2 separate regions of the Homo sapiens genome follow, and region 2 is linked to region 1. The links are chromatin contacts, found by Hi-C in ENCODE. All regions are on one chromosome and are shown on one strand. The core of a region is the stretch at or near the end of the contact, and the rest is flanking DNA. Distances in the headings are between cores, read along the strand shown. Region 1 overlaps ITGB5 (integrin subunit beta 5). Region 2 holds the start of HEG1 (heart development protein with EGF like domains 1).

Region 1 (6,036 bases), core at 464-2,963:
GCATCTGTTATGTGCCCAGCAGTGTCTGGTGCTGGGAATATAGTCATAAGAAAAAAGACATAGTCCCTGCCTTCAGGGAGTTTACTATCTCAAAGGGAGGCAGGCATTCCAGGAATGCTTCAAATAAATAAAAATAAGATGATAACTAGGACAGAAGTGATTAAGGGCTTGCCTGGAGCCAGGGCATCCTGACCTACTCAGGGAAGTCCACCAGGGAGGGCTTCTCTGACAAACAGACAGTGAAGCTGAAATCTGAAACACAAACAGGCACAGGTTAGACATTAAAAGGAAAACAGATTCCGGGGGAGGAAGCAGGAATGGACAAGTGGAGCACAGGGACTTCCGGGGCAGGGAAGCTACTCTGTGTGATATTTAATGGTGGCTACCTGTTGTCGTACATTTGTTAAAACCCACAGAACTGTACAAACCAAGAGTGAACCCTAATGTGAACTATGGACTCTGGTTGATAATGATGTGTCAACACTGACTGGGTCACTGATTGTAACAAATATACCACACTGATGTGGAATGCTGATGGTGGGGGAGGTTGTGTGCGCAGTGGTCAGAGGGAAGTTGTGGGAATTCTTTATTTTCTATTCATTTTTGCTATGAACCTAAAACTGCTATAAAAAATAAAATCTACTGAAAGAAAGAAAGAAAGAAGGAAACAAAGAAAGAAAGAAGGAAGGAAGGAAGGAAAGAGAGAGAGAAAGAAGGGAAGGATGGGAAGGGAGGGAGGGAGAGGAGGGAAGGAAGGAGGGAGGCGAGGAAGGGGAGGGAGGGGAGGGAGCGGGGGGAGGGAGGGAGGAAGGAAGGAAGGAAAGAAGGAAGGAAAGAGAGAGAGAGAAGGGAAGGATGGGGAGGGAGGGAGGGAGGGAAGGACGGACAGGAGGAAGGGGAGGGAGGGGAGGGAGGAAAGAAGGAAGGAAGGAAGCAAGCAAGCAAACCAGGAATACAGGGAAGTAGTATCAAAGAAAACCAGGAATACAGGAATGGAGTATCCAAACAGAGGAAACAACACATGCAAAGGCCTTGCCTGAGTCAGAGTAACGCACTCCAGGTCACTGTGGCTGGAATGCAGAGGCCACAGGTAGAGGCCACAGGCAGAGAGCCTTGCAACAGGAGCCCAAGAGCAAATTCCTGTCTCCTTTCATCTTTGCTCAGTGGACATTCCAAGCAAGAAGGAGCCTCTGACTTAAAATAAAAAATTGACATTCTCACCTGGTATGAAAACAGAGCCCCAGCCATCAAAGGGGCCTCCTACCCTTTCCCCAGGATGATTATTCCCTGCCTTGGTCAGTGAAGGGAGCCACCAGCACGTGTAGACACCTCCTAAGCACAGGTGCAAGGCAGGCACGTGACTTGTTTACACTAGAGGGCAAAAAGAAACGCAAACTCTCCCACGTGCCCTGTTCACGATACTGAGTTATGACTCAGCCAGTTCCCACCGCTCAACCCAGAACAGCAGCTGTCGGTGGGGCTGCGGAGCCCACAACACAGCTCACAGCAGAAGGCAGAGCCAGGAAACCACGGAGTCCTGCACTTGGGATGTCGCCTCAGAGACCAAAACAGTAGAAGGATTCAGAAGTGCACATGAAACCACTGCCGTCTGCCACATAGAAAGCCAAGGGGAAGCTGCGCCACACCTGTCTGACAACAACCCTACAGGGCAGAGGGTCTGCACACCTGCATGCGCAATGCCCAGAGAAATCCAATACTTTAATGGTGCTTCCCCAAAGACACGGCAGCACAGGAAGAGCAGGCAGCCTGGCGCTGGATCAAGCCCCGGAAACCTGTGGTGCGATCTGCTAGCAGAAGCAGCTCACACATGCTGAGACAGACAACGCAGACAGCTGGGAAGCAGAACATGTGGCGGGTCCCTCTCTTCAGGTGGTGCAGAGGTTTGAGGAGTGGGGGGATGCCTTCCTTGAGGAAAGAAAGGCAATTTCCTGTATTTCTCAACTCATGCTTGGAAAAGTGACACAAGTCTGAGGTCTAAAAGAAATCAGGCAATAAGTCAAAAGAAAGCGAGTCAATTCTGCAGGAACTGGGAGCTGGGAGGGAGCAAGAGGAAACCCTGACAAAGTTGTGCCTGACTCTGGGACTGGGGAATTTTCCACATTTTACAGGTGTCTGCAGCAGCCTCTACTGGGTCTGAGGCTTAAGCCTGAGCCAGAAGAGACAAAAAAGCAAAATCAAAGGCCTTGAGCAAAGGAGACAGGGCTGTGACCAAGTCCTCTGCGAGAAGTGGCACTGGCTGGCACAGATGGAAGGCAACCTGGAGCACCTCCCTCCAGTCCCATGCCTCCCTGCATCTCCCAGATGTGCTCTCTGAGGCCTGGAGAAGTCAACTGGCTTCCATGGAGGCAGCCGATAACAGAAGAGGCAGAGCTTGAGTAAGGAAAACATGACTCTAAATTCAGTGCCTTCCTAGGTTTGGAATGTATTATTAAAAAAAAAAAAATTCAACAGGCTGTGTGCAGTGGCTCACACCTATAATCCCAGCATTTTGGGAGGCTGAGGTGGGCAGATCACTTGAGCCCAGAAGTTCAAGACCAGCCTGGCCAACATGGACAAACCATGTCTTTACTAAAAATACAAAAAAATTAGCTGGGCAAGGTTGCAGTGAGCCATGATAACACCACAGCACTCCAGCCTGGGCGATAGAATGAGATCTCCTTTCAAAAAAAAAAGAAAAAGAAAAAAAAATTGTTTTAAATAAATAAATGCAGTGCCCCTTACTCAATAGTGCATTATTGTTACTTCCCAGAGCACACAGTCACTGAGTAATAAAAAGGGCACAGAATTTCAAATCAACAGAACTGGTTCACATTCTGGTTCTACTCCTTACTAAATGCAATTAGTCCCTGTGATACTCAGTTTCCACCCCTGTAAAATGGGAACAACCCTTATCAGAGTCCTACCAATATACTGTAGGATTCTGGTAAGGATCCTCCAACAAGAATCACGGCTCCTCTGAGGCTGTGGTCTTCATTTTAGATAAGATATTCTGGCCAGGGAAGAATAAAGGTCTCAATTCCTGCCAAAAAAATTTTATTCAATACATAAATTTACCTTGTTTGCTTTAAGACTTACTCATCCAACTATTTTTGAGAGGAAATAAATGCTTTAAAAATTGAACACAGGCAAAATTAAAAGAATCAGGATTAAAACAGAAACTCTGTCTAAAGAATACAAAGGATAAGTGCCAGGGCTCTAGCAGTGGAGACAAACAGGGAAACGCATTGGGTTGCACTGATTTATTTTCTGGCTGACGAAAAAAAGCAGCACATAGAATACTGTGCAGCCAGCATGTACCCAGCCAAGCTCAAATGTACAAGTAACTTCTTTAACCTGAGAGCCATGAAGAAGAGCAAAGTGATAACTGACAACTTGGGACCCAGAGCTTCCAGGCAACTGCTCACCCTCTGTCCTCCCTAGGCCAAGGGCGTGCCCTGTTTTGAGAGAAGAGGAAAGCAGCCATATTTCCAGTCTGAACCACACATCACACTTCCGCCTGCACAATTTCAGAACAAACAACTTAGAGTCAACTTCTAGAAGGTCCTGGCAGAGAAACCATTATTCTGACCATAAAAAAGTATAAACAGGTTCAATCATAGGCTCTGGGTAAAGATAAGAAATTACAGGCAGTGGCATTCTCCAACTCCAACCCAGCCAGGAACAGTGCATTAGAAAAAATGCCCGCCTTGACGACAGAAGCATCCCTTAGCTGTGGATGCTGTTAGATGGCCTCTCACAGCAATGTGACCTGCAGGGGATAAATAAAGCAACTCAAAACCTCCATTCATAGAAACAGGGTCCTTATCATAAATGGAATGAATCCTAAATAGAAACAGGTAGTTTCCTTCTTTTTGCAAAGAACATCTTTCAAGAGCAGGCCACAGAGGTGGATTTAAAGTCAGACATGTGAATATTCCATACCCCTAAATCCCACAAGTTGATAACTAACAGTCCATTCAGGGAAACAAGAATGAGAATAAAACCAGAGTGAGAATAAAACCAGGACAAAGAGCTCCCTGTGGCGCTGGGAGATAGGCCTGTTATCAGCTCCATCTCCAGGGCACAGGGTCAGGGGAAGTAGAGCGTGCAGCGCTGCCGGGGAATTGCCTGGCCAACTCCAGCCCCTATGACGCACAGAGCCAACTGCACAAGATTCCAGGCCTTCTCCCTCTGTTCCACTGTTTGCAGGATTCAGTGGAAGGGCCTTTAATCTGGCCAGATCAGGAGGAGACACAGCATTCAGTAAACAAAGTAAGGGATACTTAGGACTTACAAATGATAGCCAAGATCTGCTTCAAATATGGGTGTGGTTGGGAATACAAATGCAACAAGACTGGTCATGAGTTAGTAATCATTAAAGACGAACAATGAGTACATGGGGTTTCATTTCACTATTCTTTATTCTGAAACTGTTCCAGAATAAAAAAAAAAAAAAAGAAATCATACTTATTCACTGTGGAAATTTAGGTAAATATTAAACAAAAAGCCAAAGAAGAAAATAAGCCTATCACCTATCAGAAAAATATAATCTTGTCACCTGAGACAACCACTGTTACCATTTTGTTCCATTTCCAATCTTTTCCACATTTTTTCTTTCTTTTGTTTGCAAAACAGAAGTATACTGTCCATATTGTTTTATAACCTGCTTCCCATGCCAATCTTAATTTATCTTACATATTATTCTGGAAATTCTTAAAACATAAAACATTGGGTTGTATCTTCCCTAAGGACAATTTTTCCTAGAAGAGGGAGCCAAGAGAGAGCAAAGTTACTATTAAAGCCATCTGATACTAATACCTTACATATTATTCAAGTCATTAAAATTTTTTTTTTTTTGAGACAGAGTCTTGCTCTGTTGCCCAGGCTGGAGTGCAGTGGCATGATCTCGGTTCACTGAAAGCTCCGCCTCCGGGGTTCACACCATTCTCCTGCCTCAGCCTCCCGAGTAGCTGGGACTACAGGCGCCTGCCACCACGCCCGGCTAATTTTTTGTATTTTTAGTAGAGACGGGGTTTCACCGCGTTAGCCAGGATGGTCTCGATCTCCTGACCTCATGATCTGCCCGCCTCAGCCTCTCAAAGTGCTAGGATTACAGGCGTGAGCCACCGCGCCCAGCCTCAAGTCATTAAATATTTTAAGTAGTATGACTGTTGCGTAGTCTTTCATCCAAAAGTAGTCCATAAACTACTTCCAATTTTTTGTCACCATAAGGCTGTGGTGAGCCAGGAAGGATGACATGTTTTATAAGTAGGTGATGTCAAGTGAGAAATAAATTGCTTAGTATGCACCTGAACATAAACTGACAGCACAATGGAAAAGAAAAGGCAAAGAGAGATGCTGGAGGCACATTGGCTGCATAATTCTGAGCAATCATTAACTTTCCAGGTATTCCCTTTTGCAAAGGTCGTGGTGAGGAATAAAGAGCAAATTTCAACAGGTATAAGCCTGAAACTTGCTCACAAAGTGCCTCTCCGTCAACAATAATTCACCAGGTCCAGACAATGAACTGAGAAAATCTGCTAGCATCGCCTCTGAAATGCTTGAGTCTTGAAATACTGTGTTTTCAAAGGGTTGAAGATTTCATCCATCAGGGATGGCACAGGAAGGTTCCATAGACATAGACTGGATCAAATGGCTTCTCAAAGACCACTGTGGTCCAAGTGATCAATCATGCCCTTTCAATTCATCTAATTGAATAAAATATACTCAGACACTGCTTAGGCCTGTAATTGGGTTCTTTCTCCAGAGAAAGATGAATTTCTCTCTCCAAAAAAAGAAAATCCATAAAATCCTCAAGGTGGGGAGATGAGGGGGATCCTATGTCTTCTCTGCACTATTTTTTTCCCTACCAAGAAGCAGAATTTGGCTGAATGTCTGTGGAGAAAACGCCTCCTATAGTCAATATCTGAAAGTCAGTCAAAAATATAATTTTTCTTTCTGAATCAAATTCATAAACTATTTTGTGAAACATTTGAAAGGTTCAGGACTGAATACATTCTAACCATGTTTCCATGT
Region 2 (5,763 bases), core at 2,663-5,162, 220 kb after region 1:
GATGTGGCTTTTAAACACTCATGCACCACGGAGAGTCCCTTGCCCCCTCCCGCCTCCCCCCCTTCTATTTGGGACACCCTCCATCAAAGCAAACAGGCTTCTCAGGAATCCCCACTACCACCACCCCCAAGCCTCCGCCAGGAGTGAGGTAGCCGCCTTCTGGAGGGAAGCCACTCTCCCCTCCCTGAGGGGCTGTCTCTTGCCCGCTGCACCTTGTAATGGTTCTCCCAGCAGCCAAGCTAAATGACGAAGTTGGCCCACAAAGTTAGAGCAATTCAGGCGACAGCTATTTAACAGCTCAGACGGGGCTCAGCTCAAAGCGCTTCCTTTCCTCCAGGGAGCTGCATTTTTCTAAGATTATTGTTTCTCGGGCTGGCTGCTCAGCTACTCAGCGTCATTTCCCCTTTGGGTGGGAAAGTTCTTTCCTTCTGCATTGATTTTCATTATGATTTAAGCCTTCTCTCCCTCTCATCTGCAGATCTCACAATTAAAGCATAGCATATGGATCACAAAATTAAGGCATATAAACTTTGCATTCAGCTTAGAACTGTGGCTCGGAAGTCCTGAGTGGTAGAAAAACACACGCAGAAAAAGAAAACCTCTAGGTCTCAGCATCTTGTCACCACTGGCTGAAACACCAGCAATAAACATCAGCTGAACAGCCAGCAGGGTGACGGGTGGGTGCAAAAGCTTAACAATGGCTATATAAACAGGGAGCTGCTCTCCAGGGACTTACAGTCTAATACAGGCAAACAATCCACATAATGGAATGCAAACGCGGTTACTCAGCAGTGAGAAGTTGAACTCTGCCAGGAAGAGAAGAGCTGGAAATGGCCCACAGGGAAGAAAAGGACATCTGTGGCCCTTGCTGCTGACATCAGTGTATTTGGAAGTCCCAGGGGCCAGGCCCTGACTACCAGCATCCCCATGGCACGAAAGGCCTGCAGGAAGCTTCTCCAACAACCAAATGGAGCACGTTACTTGTAAGACTCAGGGCTTGTTAGTGACAGTAGCATGGTGCCTCCCCAAACACAAAAATGCTGAGGGAGAGCCGGGATGACCATCTGTCAGGGGTGCTGGAGGGGCAGACATTTGCATGGGACACATTGCAGACTGGAGGACCTGTGGAGGCCCTCTCAGCATTGAGACCTTGCTGCCTTGTGAAATGAGTGATAGCATCTAGTGATACAGGAGGACCCATCCAAAAGGCTCCCAATCCTGGTTATCAGAAAACTCAGACTCACTGAAATCACTGAACACTGGTTTTCTTATGTGTTGTTTCTTTTTTACCCCTAAATGATACTGTTTGAGCCACTACCAGAAAAAAAAGCACAGGTCATGCCTAGATCCTTGGCCATATGAGTAGCTTCTAGCAGCTTCAACAGGTGTTCATTTCATCTCTTCTAATCGCACCTTCCTAACATCCCTTCAGAGATTGGGCCTTTGAGCCACTGAAGAGGAGGCACTCCTTGGGTGGTGTCTGTGGGGCACCAGGAGACCAAGAGAACCTACCTAGGTAAGAGAAGGTGTACACTATTCCAACTACTCTCTCGCTGCTTTCTGGGATTCTCACATGTATTCCTTCCAGTACCTCATATACCTGAAGCCTCCATCACTCACCTCTGCAAAGGAATCAAACTGGGAAAGCCACAAAACCAAGACCAGCAGTGTTACCTGCCACACCTGTGAGGGATGTTTGGGTCACATAAGGCCCCAATTCTTACCAGCTGAGTCCTCTAAGCTAGCTGCCTCCACTGTCCCTACCTCTCTGTAATACCTGTAATACCTACCTCTCTCTAGAGATCCCGCCCCTAAGAGAAGGAAAGAGACTCATGTGCCTGCCCCATCCAGCCAGGGCCCCTGCAAGTCAGTGTCCCTCCCACCTATCCCCTAACAAGATGGAGGCCATTCAGCTAAGACAGCCTGACTACTACCCAGAGAAATCTGCCTTCGGCTCTTGGGTGTCTCCTCTGAAATGTTCTCAGTTCTCTGCAGTTCACCTTCTGTTTAGAAAAACTCACAAAATACTACACAGTGTTCCTCAGTTACTTTCCTAGTTGGAGAAAGTCGGGAAATATGTTGTTTTATGTTCTTGATTCCTTCCCGTGGAAGTTAGCAAAACAGCGTATGCTGTAAGTAATCTAAAGTCACAGTCACTCCGGGATGTGTCTCCTACACGTCTTCAGAAGCTTATCTCTCCTCTCCCTTTTCTTACTGTTCCTCGGTTTCTCAATCTTATGCCAGTGATTTAAAAATTCACAAAATAAGGCATTTTGCGATAATGGGAATACTGTTGAATATGAAATTGAGTTTTTACAGGAGAACTTGATTTTTAAAAATCCAAACTTTTTCTTATTTAACTCTAAGAAGCACCTCTAGGTTGGAGGAAGCAAGCTAATTCACGTGCCAGAAAGTCTGCATGAGATGAGAAACTTAAATGAATTGTCAATTATGCAGACAAAAAACTCAACTTTCAGGGAAACTCCAAATCAATGTCCAGTGTTGCAAGCAACCCAGCTTATTTGAATAGCCCGGACAGAGCATATGCCCTGTGTCACTCACAGGAAGGCAAAGGCTAACACCACCACGTTGCTGACTTTGTTCAAAGCACTTTCCATTTATTTTTACTTTCATTTTGTCACATCATCACTAGGAGGCTAGAAGGAACAGGGATCATCACTTTCATTTCACAGATGGAGAAAGTGAGCGCAAAGAGACAGCAGTCCCAAGGTCATAATGGTATTATGGTTAGAATTCCACTCAGTATGTGGCATATTTTTCCAGATCATAAGAAAGAACTGGACACAAAGGTAGCAGGGAGAAGAGGTCAGTTCCTTCTCTCTGCGTGGGACAGGCGGTGGCTACCACGGAGCAACAGTTCATTGGGAAAGGAAAGGGGAGGGAGGAGGCTCAGGGATGGTCCTGTATCAGCCTGTGCCTTGCAGGGGTTCAACCATGCAACCCCAACCGCGTTCCTTTGCTTTTAAGTCGAACCAGTAGAGCGTTTTGTTTCAAACTACGTACATCCTTTGTCCTTTACAATATCCCGTCCTAGAACCCCTTAAAAATCAGTTATTTAGATGAGAAAGTCGAGCCCTGTACCTGGAGAGGCCAGTTCTGTATAGCGGAAAAAATGAAACTGGGGACCGGCTGGCCAGATATCGGAGGTGGGAGAGATGCTTTGCAGTCTTTTTCCCTTTCCTTTCCATTTTTTTTAAAGTGGGGTGGAAGAGATACAGGGTACCCCATAGGAAATAAGTTTTCTTCCAAAGGGTTGGAGGAGAACGGGATAGTCACACCCCTCAGTCCAGCCAACTGCGAAAGCGTCCCTCCCTACCCGCCGACCCTCAGGGTCCCGCACACGCCGGGCGAGGAGCCCCCACCCTGGGTCGCGCCGCGCGGAGGGGCCTACGGCTGGGGATGCAGCCCGGGGCGCGCCCACGCCCCCAGCACAGACTGGCCAGGCGCCAGGTTCCCGGCTCTCACTCACCCGCGCTCCCGCCTCTGGGGGCCCGGCCGGAGGGTCCCCGCTGTGTCGCGGCGCCTGGCTCAGGGGCCCTGTAGCTGGGGCCGGGGGTCGCGGGCCCGCGGCGCTCCCGGGGCGGCGTGGGCGGCGGCTCGCGCTCCGGGCGGCGCTCCAGCTGCAGCTCCAGCCCCGCTCCCGCGAGGGGCGCCAGGCTCAGCGCGCGGCGAGCCGGGGAAGGCGGCGGGTCCCGCGTCCCGGGGGCCGCCGGCGGCAGCAGCAGCAGCGGCAGCAACAGCAGCAGGAGCGGCGGCGGCCACCGCGAGGCGCGCGGCGAGGCCATGGTGACGGCGCCCGCCCGCGCTCACATGCCCGGCGCGCGGGGCGAGGGCAGCGGGCAGCGGGCAGCGGGCGGCGGGGGCCGCGCGGGGCCGGGGAAGTGAGCGGAGTGAGGCTGCGAGCGCGCTCCCCGCCTCAAAAGTTATCGGGAGCCGCGGGAGGGCTGCCGGGGGCCGGGCTGGCTGGGCGGAGGCGGCCCGCGGCGCCGCTACATGCTAATTAGCCCGGGCGGGTCGCTGGCTGGCGGGCGGCTCCTCCTCAGTTGACATCACCGGCCCCGCGCGGCGGGCCCGGAGGCGGGGAGAGGGCAGGAAGGGGGCTGGGGCCGGGCGCCTGGAGAGCGGCCCGGCCCGGGACAGCGGGATGAGGTCAGCGGAGCCACGGTGCTGCAACTTTTGTCACACACATGCTCCAGAGTCTTCTGAATCGGGCACCACCTACCCAACTCCTTAAACGCACAAGAAGTAGGTGAAAAGCAGGTCCTGGGTAATGTGATTAGCACCAGACTAGATTATCCCAAGTGCTTTGATAGGAGAGAGAAAGGGAACGGTCCCCTGGTACCCAGCCCGCGCTGTCACCGCCGTTATTGATTTGAAGTGTCCCCACTCCCACCCCCACCTCCCCTTCTTCAGGCCCCAGGGCTGGTGATGAGCTCGTGTTTGCCAAACCTAACACCTCACCCTCCGGCCAACGCGAGAATCCGAGTATCCCCCACGCCCTCTCAAGCTTGGATGCCGTTCCCATCCGACCACTGCCTTTGGCTCACACCAGAGTTCTGCAGAGATGTCACCGCGAGGACACCCAAACAGGCTGCAGGGAAAAGAAAACTGTGAATTCAGGCAGGCTAGGGCAAACTCATCATCAGGAAAAGAACTGCAGATCGCAAATTAAACCAAATGATGCCCAGAGAACACAGAATTTTAAATGGAAACCTATGGGGAAAGATTCAAAGATTTCATGTAAACAAATTTTCTTGGTCAATAAAGTTCCATTTGTTTCCATAACCTCTCCCTCCCCAGTAAATGAATAATAAACTGTCTAAAGTTTAGGACTGTAAGCCACCTCATTAAGTGAAGAAAGAGGGGCTCAAATGGGAAAATAACTTGCTCAAGATTCTGAAGGTAGACCCGAAGACGAAATGATTGATCTGTGAATGACCATGTGATATTATTAATTCTGGTCTCCTAATTCAGAGTTTGCAATAATTCGCAAACGGAAACAAATAGTATTGCAACAGAAACAAATGTTGCAGCTCCTTGGGGTTCTTGCGAGTTCTGTTGGGGGCCCCTGTCTGACAACCAAATGCTCGTGAAAATATGAGTATGCACCTCACTGTCAGGCCTGGCTCTCCATCCTATTTCTCTGCTCTTCTCTTTTTCTCTGTCTCCAGATCTCCATGACCCACCTCCAGGAGAATGAGATCGTAGTGTCCAGGGCAGCTGCAGATGGGCCTAGGCCCACTTTCTGGTGACTCAGTACAAGTGAGTCATTTGGCAGAAAAACATAAAGGAGGCTGTGTATAAACAAACTCACCTTAAATGAGAGAATGAGGAGTAAAGATTTGGTTTTATTTTGTTTTGTTTTTAAACAAACCAGCTTTCCAGGGCTCTAACACAGAACTTCCAGGTCTCTCCAAGAAAGTACCAAACAGTAATCTCCCTGAAACTGACTTGGTTTGCTCCCATGGCCTGAGCTTAACTTCTCTGGATGCTGCTCTCACATTAACAGGCAGGACTGCACAGCTGCCCAGACCCAGCCAGACAAGCCCCAACAGACTAGGACTGTGCTCAGAGGTTCTGGTCACTGCCACTCCCTCCCCTCCAAGGAGACCATGTCACATAGTACTGGTTGCACTCCCAGGCAAGTGGAAAGGTTTAAGGGTAGAATGGCCCTTACAGGCTTCTCGTGTGGATTCAGGGATCCTATGAGATAATCTGCCTTCTCTACTAAGACCCAAGGAG

What was found. A loop is a pair of places that touch in the nucleus more often than their neighbours do. Pooled maps may share reads with other maps.
Region 2: a map of naive thymus-derived CD4-positive, alpha-beta T cell shows a loop between it and region 1 (6-fold over the local background). The contact joins the promoter of HEG1 here to the enhancer-like site in region 1. A Hi-C loop is called at or near these places in 2 of 168 maps with a recorded cell type or tissue (Caco-2 and naive thymus-derived CD4-positive, alpha-beta T cell) and 6 of 50 pooled maps.

What each region holds. Positions count from the first base shown.
Region 1 is chr3:124,833,763-124,839,798 of GRCh38, forward strand. The region is part of intron 5 of ITGB5 (integrin subunit beta 5); the gene reads right to left. Among named protein-coding and RNA genes, the nearest start is that of ITGB5, 51 kb to the right of the region's middle. RefSeq lists enhancers at 314-813, 1,178-1,267, 1,508-1,717 and a silencer at 1,680-1,974. Within about 2 kb of position 1,714, at least 29 of the 41 ENCODE cell types and tissues checked have a DNase peak (open chromatin) inside an H3K27ac peak, as active enhancers do.
Region 2 is chr3:125,052,085-125,057,847 of GRCh38, forward strand. It overlaps HEG1 (heart development protein with EGF like domains 1), which reads right to left and starts at 3,913. Exons shown (of 17, transcript NM_020733.2): 1 at 3,491-3,913. The coding sequence starts at 3,806. RefSeq lists silencers at 24-73, 3,407-3,566, 3,627-3,716, 3,797-4,176 and an enhancer at 4,427-4,476.